Linked DNA regions of Homo sapiens: region 2 is linked to region 1. The links are chromatin contacts, found by Hi-C in ENCODE. All regions are on one chromosome and are shown on one strand. Each heading gives the region's core, a stretch centred on a gene start or an enhancer-like site at or near the end of the contact. The rest is flanking DNA. Distances are from core to core; before and after follow the strand shown.

Region 1 (6,058 bases), core at 2,441-4,940:
TGTAAATACCATGTAACCAATGGTCGTTCCACTACCATACGGACATTTTTTCTCATTATTTTTCTTATAACCTACTTTCATGAGTAACTCTAAAATTAATTGTGGCGTAGTTGGGCAGTGGTTATTCCTCTTCAGAGATATTTCTGAAACATCCACAATGCAAAGCTAACCTCATTGATCAGGTATGAATGTGTTCATAAAATGAATGCTGGAAAATATCTCATATATCATATTATTTGTGAATATATATCTGTGTGTGTATGTGTACCTAAGAATACATCTAGCCAAGAAGATGAAAGATCTTTATGAGAAAAACTACAAACATTGATGAAAAAAGTCAGAGATAACACAAACAAATGGAAAAAACATTTCATGCTCATATATTAAAAGAGTCAATATTTTTAAAATACCTATTCTGCCTAAAGCAATCTACACATTCAGCGCTTTTCCTACCAAACTACCAATGTCATTTTTTTCACAGAATTAGATAAAAACTCTTCTAAAATTCAAATGGAACCAAAAAAGCCCCCAAATAGCCAAAGCAAACCTTCAAACACATATAAAAAACTGGAAGTATCACATTACCTGACTTCAAACTATGCTATATAAGTCCACAGTAACCAAAACAGTATGGGACTGGGGGAAAAAAAAAAAGATACATAGACCAATGGAACAGAATAGAGAACCCAGAAATAAAGTTGCACACCTACAGCCATCTGATCTTTCAGGAAGTCAAAAAAAGCAAGCAATGGGGAAAGAAATTCCTATTTAATAAATGGTTCTTGGATAGCTGGCTAACTATATACAGAAGAGTGAAAGTGGACTCCTACCTTTCATCACATACAAAAATTAATTAAGCATTTAAATGTACAACGTCAAACTATAAAAATCCTAGAAAACAATTTAGGAAACTCTATCCTGGACATTGGCCTTGTAAAAGAATTTATGACAAAGTCCTAAAAAGTAATCACAAAAAAAATGACAAGTCGGACCTAATTAAAGATCTTCTGCACAGCAAAAGAAACTATCAATAAACAGACAAGCTATAGCGTAGGAGAAAATATTTGCAAACTATGCATTCAACAAAAGTCTAATATCCAGAATCTATAAGGTACTTAAGCAATTCATCAAGCAGAAAACAAATAACTTTGTTAAAAAGTGGGCAAAAGACATAGGCAGACATTTCTCAAATGAAAACATACAAGTAGCCAACAAACATATTAAAAAATGTTCAACATCACTAATCATCAGAGAAATTTAAATCCAAACCACAATGACATACCATTTCACACCAGTCAGAATGGCTACTACCAAAAACAAACAAACAAACAAACAAAAAACATGCTGGTGAGGCGTCAGAGAAAAGGAAATGCTTATACACTTTTGGTGGGAATGTAAATGAGTTCATCCACTCTGGAGAGCAGTTTGGAGATTTCTCATAAAACTTAGAACCACCACTGGATCCAGTAATACCATTACTGGATATATATCCAAAAGTAAATAAATTGCTCTAACAAAAAGACATAAGCACTCATATTCATCACAGGGCTATTCACAATAGCAAAGACATGGAATCAGCCTAGGTACCCATCAATGGTGGATCCATAAAAAATAATGAAATTATTTCTTTGTGACAGTATGGATGCAGCTAGAGGCCATTATTCTAAGCAAATTAACACGAGAATAGAAAACCAAATACTGCAGATTTTCACCTACAAGTGGAAGCTAGACACTGGGTACTCATGGACATAAAGACAGCAATAGCAGACACTGGAAACTACTAAGATGGGGAGACAAGGAGGGGGCCAAGAGTCCAAAAGCCACCTATTGGGTGCTATACTCACTACCTGGGTGATGGGATCATTTGTACCCCAACCTCAGCATTACATAAGGTATCCATGTAACAAACCTGCACATATACCCCAAATCTAAAATAAGAGTTGAAATTATAGATAAAATAAAAGTTTTATCAACATATATGTATCACTATATGTATTATATTATGTATAATTAATATAATAAATATGTATCAATAAAATATATTTTTTCCAGCCAGTCATTCATGTTACCTGTCCTCCTGTTCTTTAACCTCACAAAAATAAAATTGGGCTTTCAAAGTTTTTTTTCCTGTTGCCCAGTAGAAAAAAAATGTTGTGGCTTCTACTTAAAGTCATCTAATTTAACATCAAGGCTAAAACAGGGAGAATATCAAGAAGCTTAAGTATGTGGACAGAGAAGGAGACATTTTCATAAGTGTTAAATAACAAACAGAGAAATTTTCCTGAATGCTTCACTTCACATGACATTTGCCTTCATAAAGATTGCTCAGTACAGAAAAAAAAGAACTTTGAGAAACCCTTGAAAAAATGTATGAGATAGAACTGAACAGGCATGAGCTGTCATGCCTAGGATAAGTCAAAGAAGGAAGTCACCATGAAACATACAAAACAAAAGTGACATGGGAATCACGAGGTCATAGAATTAAGCCTGCCACCCGGTGGAATGTCACACAGCATGCAAATTAAAATTAAGGTCTCAGTACTGAGCTACTCAAGTAAAGGGATGAGCATTGTTGGAATATACCTTGAGTTGGACACACAAGTCCACTATGGTGAGATGTTTTTTAATGTCTCTACTAAACCTAATTTGATTCTGCAGAATATCTGCCTTAAAGTAACATTACATTTAGGTCTATCTAACTCCATTCTTTTGAAATACAAATTGGCCTACCCACTTAGTTCTCCATATGTAATATGTCAGGAATAAGAATTTTTCTTTGTAATAACTAGTCACATTAATAAACATTTCTTAGTATCTTTTGATACATAGAACAGACTCTTGCTTGAGTATTAGGAAATATGAAGAAAGTTTATTGCCCTGTGAGAAATTCGTAATTGGTCACTTGGTGAATTTGTACTTTATTGCTTTTCCTCTGAGAAATGCATTCCTTGGTTTATAAGACCTTGAAATCTCTAAGATAAAGAAATTTTGTTTCTATTAATGTTGAGAAACGTCATCACTATTATGTTTTTATGGTTGGATCTTTGGTGGTTACCCATTATCATTACAGACAACAATTTCACACTGTGCCTCTAACATTCTCAAATATATGAATTAACAAAGAAATTGTATGAAATCCTGAGAAGCACAGAAAAATGTATGTCTTTTTTTTTCTTAAGCTAGATATTTAAGAACAAGGCACAATACATCTTGAAAAAAAGATTTATAGAACTAATAAAATCTTGGCAAATAAAGCATTATGATTCCATTCACAAATGTGATAAAGACAGTAAGCTAAACTTTCAAAGCTGCATCTTAGACACTTTATCCTAACTAGGTTTTCTAAGATTTAACCACCCATGCGAATTACTATGTGTTGTGAATTTCAAGTACCATTTTTGCCTTTATTTATTGGATCTGCTAATTTTTCACTTCTGAGTCACAGCATTCCAGCTGAGTAATCATTGCATCATTATTTTAAAAAAAGGAAAGAAAGGAAGGGAGGGAGGGAGGAAGGAAGAAAATTATAAAACTCATAACTTTTTTGCAAAACAAAACCATGTTTTCCTCCAAAATACAAGAATTGACAGCAGAGTTTATGCTTTTCTCACAATTGCAAATACAGTTGACCTTTGAACAACATGCATCTGAATTGCACGAGTCCACTTATACATGAGTTTTCTTCTGCGTCTGCCACATCTGAGACAGCAACACCAATTTCTTCTCTTCTTACTCCTCCTCAGCCTACACACTGTAAACACAATGAGGATGAAGACCTTTATGATGATTCATTTCCACATAATAAATAGCAAATATATTTTCTCTTCCCTGTAATTTTCTTAGTAACATTGTTTTTCCTCTAGCTTATTTAATTGTACAAATTCAGTTGTACAAATTCAATTGCACAATTAAATAAGCTAGAGGAAAAACAATGTTACTAAGAAAGTATATAATACGTATATAAAAGCATATAATACATATATAAAATATGTGTTAATAGACTATGTTGTCAATAAGGGTTCTGGTCAACAGTAGGCTATTACTAGTTAGAAGTTAAAGGAGTCAAATGCTACATGTGAGTTTTTCATTGCATGGGGGTTGGCGCCTCTAACAACCGCATTGTTCAAGAGTCAACTGTACTTTTCATTATTAAAAAAAGAAAAAACTATACTCACTAAAAACTTAGTTGCTGATAGAAGCACTCCTAGCATCAAAATCTGTATTACCCAGAGTTTTCCAGAGAAACAGAATCCACAGGCTATGAGTGTGTGTGTTTATATGTTAATATCTAAATGTATATATATAAGCAGAGGTTCATTTTAAAGAATTGGCTCATGCAATTATGGAGGCTCAGTGTATCCAAAATCTTGTAACGTTGGTCACCGGTCTGGAGACTCAGGGAAGAGTTGAAGTTTGAGTCCAAAGGCTGTCTGTGGCAGAATTTATTCTTGTTGTGGAGGTTGAGTCTTTTTTTTCTATTTAGGCCTTTAATTGATTGGATGAAGCCCACTTATGTTACAGAGGGCTCTTTTCTTTACTCAAAAGTTCCCTGACTTATATGTTAATCTCATCTAAAAAACACCTTTACAGAAAACATCCATAATAATGCTTCATCAAATATCTGGGCACCATGGCCCAGCTGAGTTGACACATAAAATTAACCATCACAAACATAGATATAAAACCAGTTCTATCAACAGAAGAAAAACTCAAGGAGAGAGAAACATTGTTACAAGGCCAGGTACCCATTGCCCCTTTTATCTCAGCTCAGATGTGCCTGCAGTATGTTTAAAAGAGCACAAAGCCCAGTTACCAAAACTGTTTCTTCTGAAAATCATGCATGTGTGTGTTTATGTGTGCATAGCCCAGATGTATTATTCTAATGGAAATTTTAAGCAACATGGAATAATATTTTAGAATTTGTAAATCCTTACATATCACCATGTCATCAGTGACCTTATCTGTAGACAGAGTATCTTCCATTCCCCATCCCCTAAGCCCTAAGGGAGAAATATTTTCTGCTTCTTTATTTCAATTTTCTCTCTTAGATTGGATTGCCTTGCTGTCTAAATATGAAGCATTTTGTGACCAACTGTATCAAGTGCCTTTCTTCTCTATATTCATAACTCTTCATAAATTATCTATTCTTTGTTAAATTTGTGGGAATTCAAAAACAGTGCATTTCAAACTTTTTAAATGAATGTCATGTGTATATCATTGGGGTCAACCATTTTAAAGGACAATGGTTGTAGAAAAGCAGCTCTTTCATACATTCTACATTTTGATTTTGTTATGGTTTGACAGTGTCTCCCCAAAAGCAGGCATTGAAAACTTAATCTCCAGTGGAAGTTTTGGGAGGTGGGGCCTAATGAGAGGTGATTAGGCCATAAAGACTTTGCCCTCATGAATAAATTAGTGGCTTTATCACAAGAGTGGGTCTCTTGTAAAAAGACAGTTTTGCCTTCTTTTGTCTCTCCCTTGCCCTCTCTTTGCCCTCCCACTCTTCTGCTATGGGATGATGTAGCGAGAAGACCCTTGAAAGATGCTGGCATCTTGATCTTGGACTTTCCAGCCTCCAGAATGTGAGAAATAAACTTATGTTCCCTACAAATTACCCAGTCTCAGATATTCTATTATAGCAGCACAAAACAGACTAAGAGATTATCTGAGCTTTTGCAGCAGTACCCTGAGAATAGTCAGTAAGAATTATTAATGACAATGATGATAGTGATAGTGGTGAAGATAGTGAGAGTGGTGGTAATGCGGAAATGACAAGAAAGTAAAAAGGGCAATCGTGAGAATAATCTCTAAGTCAAGACTGAACATAAAGTATCACAGTCCAACTTGAATTCCACCATTTAAGATAACATTATTTACTATTTTCATTTCAACCTTCTATATTTGCTAGATTTTCTTTGCCAATACCAGCGAGAAATTGGCCAAGAACTATGTTACAGACCAACTACATGTCCCTTGTGGGACTGATTAATTAAAACCTGGCACTGATGAGATAAAGCTGATCCAGAAAGTGGTCGCTAGCAATATATTCCTTAGGGAT
Region 2 (6,058 bases), core at 1,928-4,427, 1.1 Mb after region 1:
TCTCCTGAGTTTCTATGGGTCTACATGGCTAAAGTGTGAAACTGATAAAATACTATTAATTCCAAGTAGATTCTAACTTTCTCTGAAGCAATAAGACATACTATTATTTTAGAAAAAAAGAGCTTTGAGGATCTTCAGCTTGCTTAAAAGAAACCTCCACACGGAGCGTTTTCTATAGTTTTTCTCCATCCTCCTCTAGCACCCCTGGAAATGTGGCCTTCCTCACTATGTGCTGGGTTATTAGAGAAGCTTCCCCATTAAGTTACAGTCATGTATATTGGAGATAGAGGAGAGGCTCAAAAGAGAAAGAGAGTTTGGAGATGTAAATATGAGACCCATAGTATCTTCCCTGAGCAAAACCAAAGGGAATAATAAATGGCTAAAGAACAGTGAAAATAAAGTAAAATTGATGCTGAGTTATATAACACTGGAATGAAGCTAATTCAATACCTTTAATTAAAAAATAGCATGCTTGGTTTCACCCAGAGTCAGTCAGAATTTCTCCAGGAAATTAAATTTAAAAGCAAGCAAGAGAACAAACAAAAACTTCTCAAAAATATATATATATAATTGTTTGAGATAAAAATCTATTTATTGTGTGTGTATGTATAGTTGAATATATATAAATCCTTATTTTTTCCTCTGTGACATACAGGTGTAGTTTTGTCAATAGAAATGTCATGGGAATGAAAAAAAATGTACGCTTTTTGGATTGCTTCTTATTTGTCAAGATATTAGAGGCAATTTGCATTTTAAATTGAAGAATAATTGGTTTTTATTATTGAATATGTTATGAAGCTCAATGTATTAATGGTGTAAAAGACTCATCGTAACTAGCACAGGATTTTTTATAAGAGACACTTTGATCTTGGGCAGGACATTTTACCTCTTCGGGTGTCATTTATTTCATCTGTAAAATAAAGGGCTCAGTCTATGCTAAATGACCAATACAGTTTCTTCTAACTCCAACATTCTGTAGGTTTTGGTAGGAAATAGAAAACCTATGTGTGCAAGCATGCTCATGCCTCTGCTTTTAACACTTTCACAAAACAGGCAAATCTTTACAAAGTTAGACTTCTTTTCTGAAGGAGAGAGCATATTTTTATGCACAACTGTCTTCTTGTTTGTTATGATTACTTTCTGGGGACTGTGGTTCAGAACAAAGTCCCTGGTCTCTGTAAGATCTCCAATCTTGAAATAAAATTATATTCATGATAAGGTTTTCATTGAGCCAGAAATGTGAAACAATGCATTTTTAAAAGATGTTCACCAACAAGGACTAATTTCTATCCTACTTACTTCTCCTCCCCAGTACTACCCCTCCTCTTCCAAGAAAAGAATTTGGTTTGGCTCTCATTTGCCCAGGAAATGCTATTAATCGCAATCTCCTATTCCCTGATAACATTACTTAATTGAGGTTTTATTGAGCTATACCATTACTCAAAGCAACAAATACAAAAGTGTGCTTTCTGTCCTCTCTCTGTCTCTCTGTCTCTCTGTCTCTCTCTCTCTCTCTCTCTGTCTCCCTCCCTCTCTTGCACTTCTGCATGCCCTATTTCTTTCACTCTTGTCCTCAAATGCAGGACTCCATTTAAAAGGAAATTACTGGGGGAAATAACAGGGAACAGAGGGGTGATTCAGTCCTTGGTTGACCTTACCTAGTCTATTGTTTTCACCAAGTACAGAAACACGACAGTTTCTATGTGAACTATAGTTGTAAAAATACAATGTGATTAAGAATATTATTGTAGCAGTCTATCAAAGAACCACAGTATATGATTTTGCTCCACACTATCTATTTTTAAGCTATAAAATCAATTGCAACCCTTCTCATTTTTCAAGGTGTTCTTTCTTTCTTCATTGACTATGAAGAGACATTTTAATAAATTTTAATGTTTTGAAGCCAGGTAGAATGTAGAACTTAAAATATTTCTTCTAATTCTGGCTATGCTAACTTAACCTTGGAAATATTAATGGTTTCTTCAATGTATTTCTGAAAAAATCAACATTTTGATTACTGAGTTATTAAATTGCCAGGGCTTTGGCAATTTCAAAATATCTCTGTCTCTGTCTCTTTCTCCATCTCTCTCTCTCTCTCCTTGTTTCAGTTTGCTACTCAAAATAAATATTCAAAGATTACTTATTATAATTATCTAATTGAATTATATAATTTTATTTCTGAAAGTAAAATGCCAGGTGGAAATTTTATATATATCTTACCTAAAATTATTTTTTGTACATCTATAAAATGAATTTTTAACATGCATGTGGTAAAAATTCATTTTCTTTATATGTACATGTTTATGAAGAAATCTAGACAAATATACACCATATAGGTCTTGGTAGTCTTTGGGCAGTTAGAATTCTTTCTTATCCATTTAAATTTTCTTTCTTATCCATTTAAAATGGTTTCATGTAATGAGCAGATATTGATGTTGTAACTGAAAAAGAAGTATTAAACTAAAATTAGTCTTTCATGGATGGAATTCGGCATGGTGAAAATGGTGATAAAACAGATTGCTATGCTGAAAGTCTCATGAAATTCTTTTTCATTACATGCTAACTCATAAAACTCATAAAATTTGAGTGAAAACCAAAAGAACTCTACTCTGATGAAGGCAGGACTGCTAGCTGTGCCATAATAGGTTATCTTTCACATCCATCAAAAATCTATTGATCATTTAATAACTGCTCCTTGATTAGGGTGGTTCTTCCAGCAAGAATCCAACTCTGTTTGTTTTCCCTTTTTCCTAATTCTGAGGCATGAAACTTTATAGGATATTTTGATTCCATGCCCAATCGTACATCTCACCTTACAGCCTCTTTATTGGTAATGACCTTGCTTTCATCATGCTTCGCCATGCCAGTCAGCCCATTCTCATCCTAAAGTGCCCAAAGAAACATAAACTCCTAACAAGTCTTCTGTTTCTCTGTTCTCCTTTCTTCCATTCATTTCACACACGCCCACCCAATTTATCCTTTTAAAATGTTACTTTAAATATATGACTCATATGCTGAAATATCTTTAGGGAGTCTCTCTGACATGAGGAAAAAACCCACACCCTTTAGCCTAGAATTCAAAGCTCTTGGACAGCTTTGTCTGCTCCAAGTCCCCTAATACAGCCTCTGCTAAACCGGAATAGCCCACTCACTAAATGGCCTTGAACTTCAACACTGTCAAGTGTTGGCTCTTCCTGTTTCTTCTGCCTGGAATGACTTAGCTTGCGGTTTCTACCAGTCTGACGCCTATAGGGCCAAGTTTAGATTCCATACTTCATATGCTCTTGGCCCACTCTACCCCTAAGATAACTCCCCCTTTGCTAAAATCCTGCCCTACCTTCTCATTTGGGCTGTGCTTTATGCTGCTTGACTTTTTTGGTGCACATGGATGCTTCCTCCCAGCTAAATGGTAACTGCCTTAAAACTGAGGGTTGTGTTTTATCTTTGGTATTTTAAAATTATCTAGAACTATGCCTCTTCAGTAATCTCTTAAGAATTGACATACAGCAAGTATTTTTTAATTAACTGAAACCTTAACCATCATGTTTTCTAAGCATTTTGGAAAACATGCAAAAGTATAGCACTCCCATTTTTATTTTTAGTAAGTGTTTAAAGATAAGTAAGTAATATTTGAGTTAACCATTATGAAAACCACAAAAGTAAGTTTACCTTTTGCTCAACTTCCTGTTTCTGAAAATGTCCTTTTCTCACTGAGTGTGTTTAGCTAGAGCATTTAAAAAGTTTGTCCAAAACACACAATCATGGCTTGCCTTTAGCAGAAATAATGTGTGTTCCTGCTTCTCTTTGTAAATAATTGAATTTGCCTCTGCAGTTCAAGAAGATCACGATTTCTTTTTGTGTGTGAAACTGACTTGCTTCTGTTTTCTCCTTATGTGCAGCAGACTATAAGGCAGAAGAAACCCTGTGCAATCGGGATATGGTGGGTAGGGAGGATAATAGAAGAGATTGACATGACTTCCATAGAAGAGTTATTTTTAAGTATAGAGAACGCCTGTCTATCCCCATGCTGAAAGAGCCTTTAGAAAATATTACCAGGATTGAAAGGCGGTGGGGGCAATTCCCATCACCTGGGATAGCCGTGCCAGTCTGCGGAGTGTTGCTGCCACCTGCTGCATGCAAACAGCCATGGAGGGGCTGTTGCCTGGGTCTTGCAGCTGCAGGACACCCGAAGTGTAAGCGTTCAGTTAATATTCTGTGGCCATGCATCTGAAATTGTTATACTTTCAGAACCTGTGTGGATCCCAAAGAAAAATTAATCAAATCTGATGGCTTCAGGCCATAGAAGTTTCTAGATATAAGAATCATTAACTAAGCCCTGAACAATACACAGAAGACAGATTTGCCGTATAGCCACTAAATGCATGGCTCAGGTAGCCCAACCCCAATGAGAGGCAAGAATTCTACTGAAAGTAAGTCTGTAGCACTGGAAAATAAACGACCATTTCCATGTTTCTGAGTTTACAGACTTTTTTGGAACAACTGTTTCACTTTAATACAATAAAAGATAGGAGAAGTCTAAATACCCCAAAGAGGGTATTGTTCTTAGAGAATTCAATAAATGTATATTTGAATTGGTTTCTACTTAGGTAAATTCCTCTTAATATGAAAAATGGAACGAGATCATAGAATCCCTTCTCCAGGCTTGTAATGTGTCCTGATTTAATAGGGACACCAACGTGCAAATCAGGATCTTCATAGTGCATCTCCAGGACTATTTTTGCTGCTATGCTTCATAAAACTTTGATTTACTAGAATTTCCAGGGGCAATGGGAAGAGATGAAGCTACCCAGAGCAGTTATGTCTCTTCCTGACCTTCTATAAAGGACTTTGAGTTCCCAGGCCTTCCCTGGAAAATCACTGTCAGTACTACCTGACCCAATATCCCCAGTGACCTGAAACTCATGGGAAGTTGGGAAGGGGTGATAATAAAGGTTTGGGGAGCACTGGACTAGGCAAGCAGTAACTACATCTAAATTCTGCAAGAAATCATTAGCTGAGGAATACTGAATAAGTATGGCAATTATCATGGCAAGTATTTGCAGTGGTGGTATAGGGGGTGATCTGGACGTCCAGGAAGACAGTCGCCCTTGTTTATTTACATGAAAACCTCTCTTCTCCCATCTAAATTTAATCTCCTGAATGGCAAAAGCATTTCCTTCTGTCTTAGCATCGTCCATATTCACCACGAGTCCTTGCATAGGAGAGATTGGTGTATACATGATGACAACCTGACGAAAATTATCTCCACCTCACCTGAAAAGAATTCCCATCTCAGGATTACAACTGGCCTTTTCATTTGTCTTTGGTCTTGCTAGGTGGTACGTATATTCTAGTAATGAGATTAGGGTCACAGGATATTTTAATCATTCATACGGTTGTATGAAGACACACATGTTTATTTGTAGTTATTCTTTGTCCATCAAACTTACAGTAGTCCTCAGTCTAATGCTTGTTTTCTTAATGTTGGAGGGTGATGACAGCCTATTTTATCTCAGGCTGAAAAACTAATACAATTAAATCAGAGAATCATAGCAGGGAACAGTCATCGTGTTCTACGAATAGCCAGACATTTTTACCAAGGGGTCACTTTCCTGAAACCTGTTTGCGGTTCTCTGTAAATAGAAGTAACTAGGCAGATGTAATAAGCCTAATAGCTCACTGAGGTGGGAATTCTCTGCCTTTGGATTCTGATTGTTACTGCCTTGCTTTGGCTTAGGCATGGATAAACTCTTCTGTGGTGAACAAAAATGGCCTCCAGCCAACCTGGTGGGAGACTTCCCTATCTGACCTCCAACCTTCCCTCGTCTTCCCAGACGAGGGGTAGAAAAGTAGCCCTCACTCCTCCACTCCCAGGAAATGTGCATTTCCCTGCAAGAGGAGAGACAATAAAATTTGGTTTGATAGCTGACACTATTCCCTGTTACTTTTCAGATTTTATTAAAATTAAATGTGTTAATTCTTTGTTCTTTCACCCCAGGGCAATTCTGGAAAGAAAACATATCTTAAGATTGAACAGAAAAACTATTATGAAAAACAC

The links. Hi-C counts contacts between places; a loop is a spot of excess contacts on that map. Pooled maps may share reads with other maps.
Region 2: a loop to region 1 is called in a map of PC-3, with 8 times the contacts of the local background. The contact joins two enhancer-like sites. A Hi-C loop is called at or near these places in 2 of 168 maps with a recorded cell type or tissue (PC-3 and naive thymus-derived CD4-positive, alpha-beta T cell) and 3 of 50 pooled maps.

What each region holds. Positions count from the first base shown.
Region 1 is chr3:110,416,846-110,422,903 of GRCh38, forward strand. No RefSeq gene overlaps it. Among named protein-coding and RNA genes, the nearest start is that of NECTIN3-AS1, 650 kb to the right of the region's middle. Within about 2 kb of position 3,691, at least 5 of the 41 ENCODE cell types and tissues checked have a DNase peak (open chromatin) inside an H3K27ac peak, as active enhancers do; they include PC-3, where a contact is called at or near this core.
Region 2 is chr3:111,535,779-111,541,836 of GRCh38, forward strand. The region is part of intron 2 of LOC105374039 (a long non-coding RNA gene); the gene reads left to right. Among named protein-coding and RNA genes, the nearest start is that of CD96, 3.4 kb to the right of the region's middle. Within about 2 kb of position 3,178, at least 5 of the 41 ENCODE cell types and tissues checked have a DNase peak (open chromatin) inside an H3K27ac peak, as active enhancers do; they include PC-3, where a contact is called at or near this core.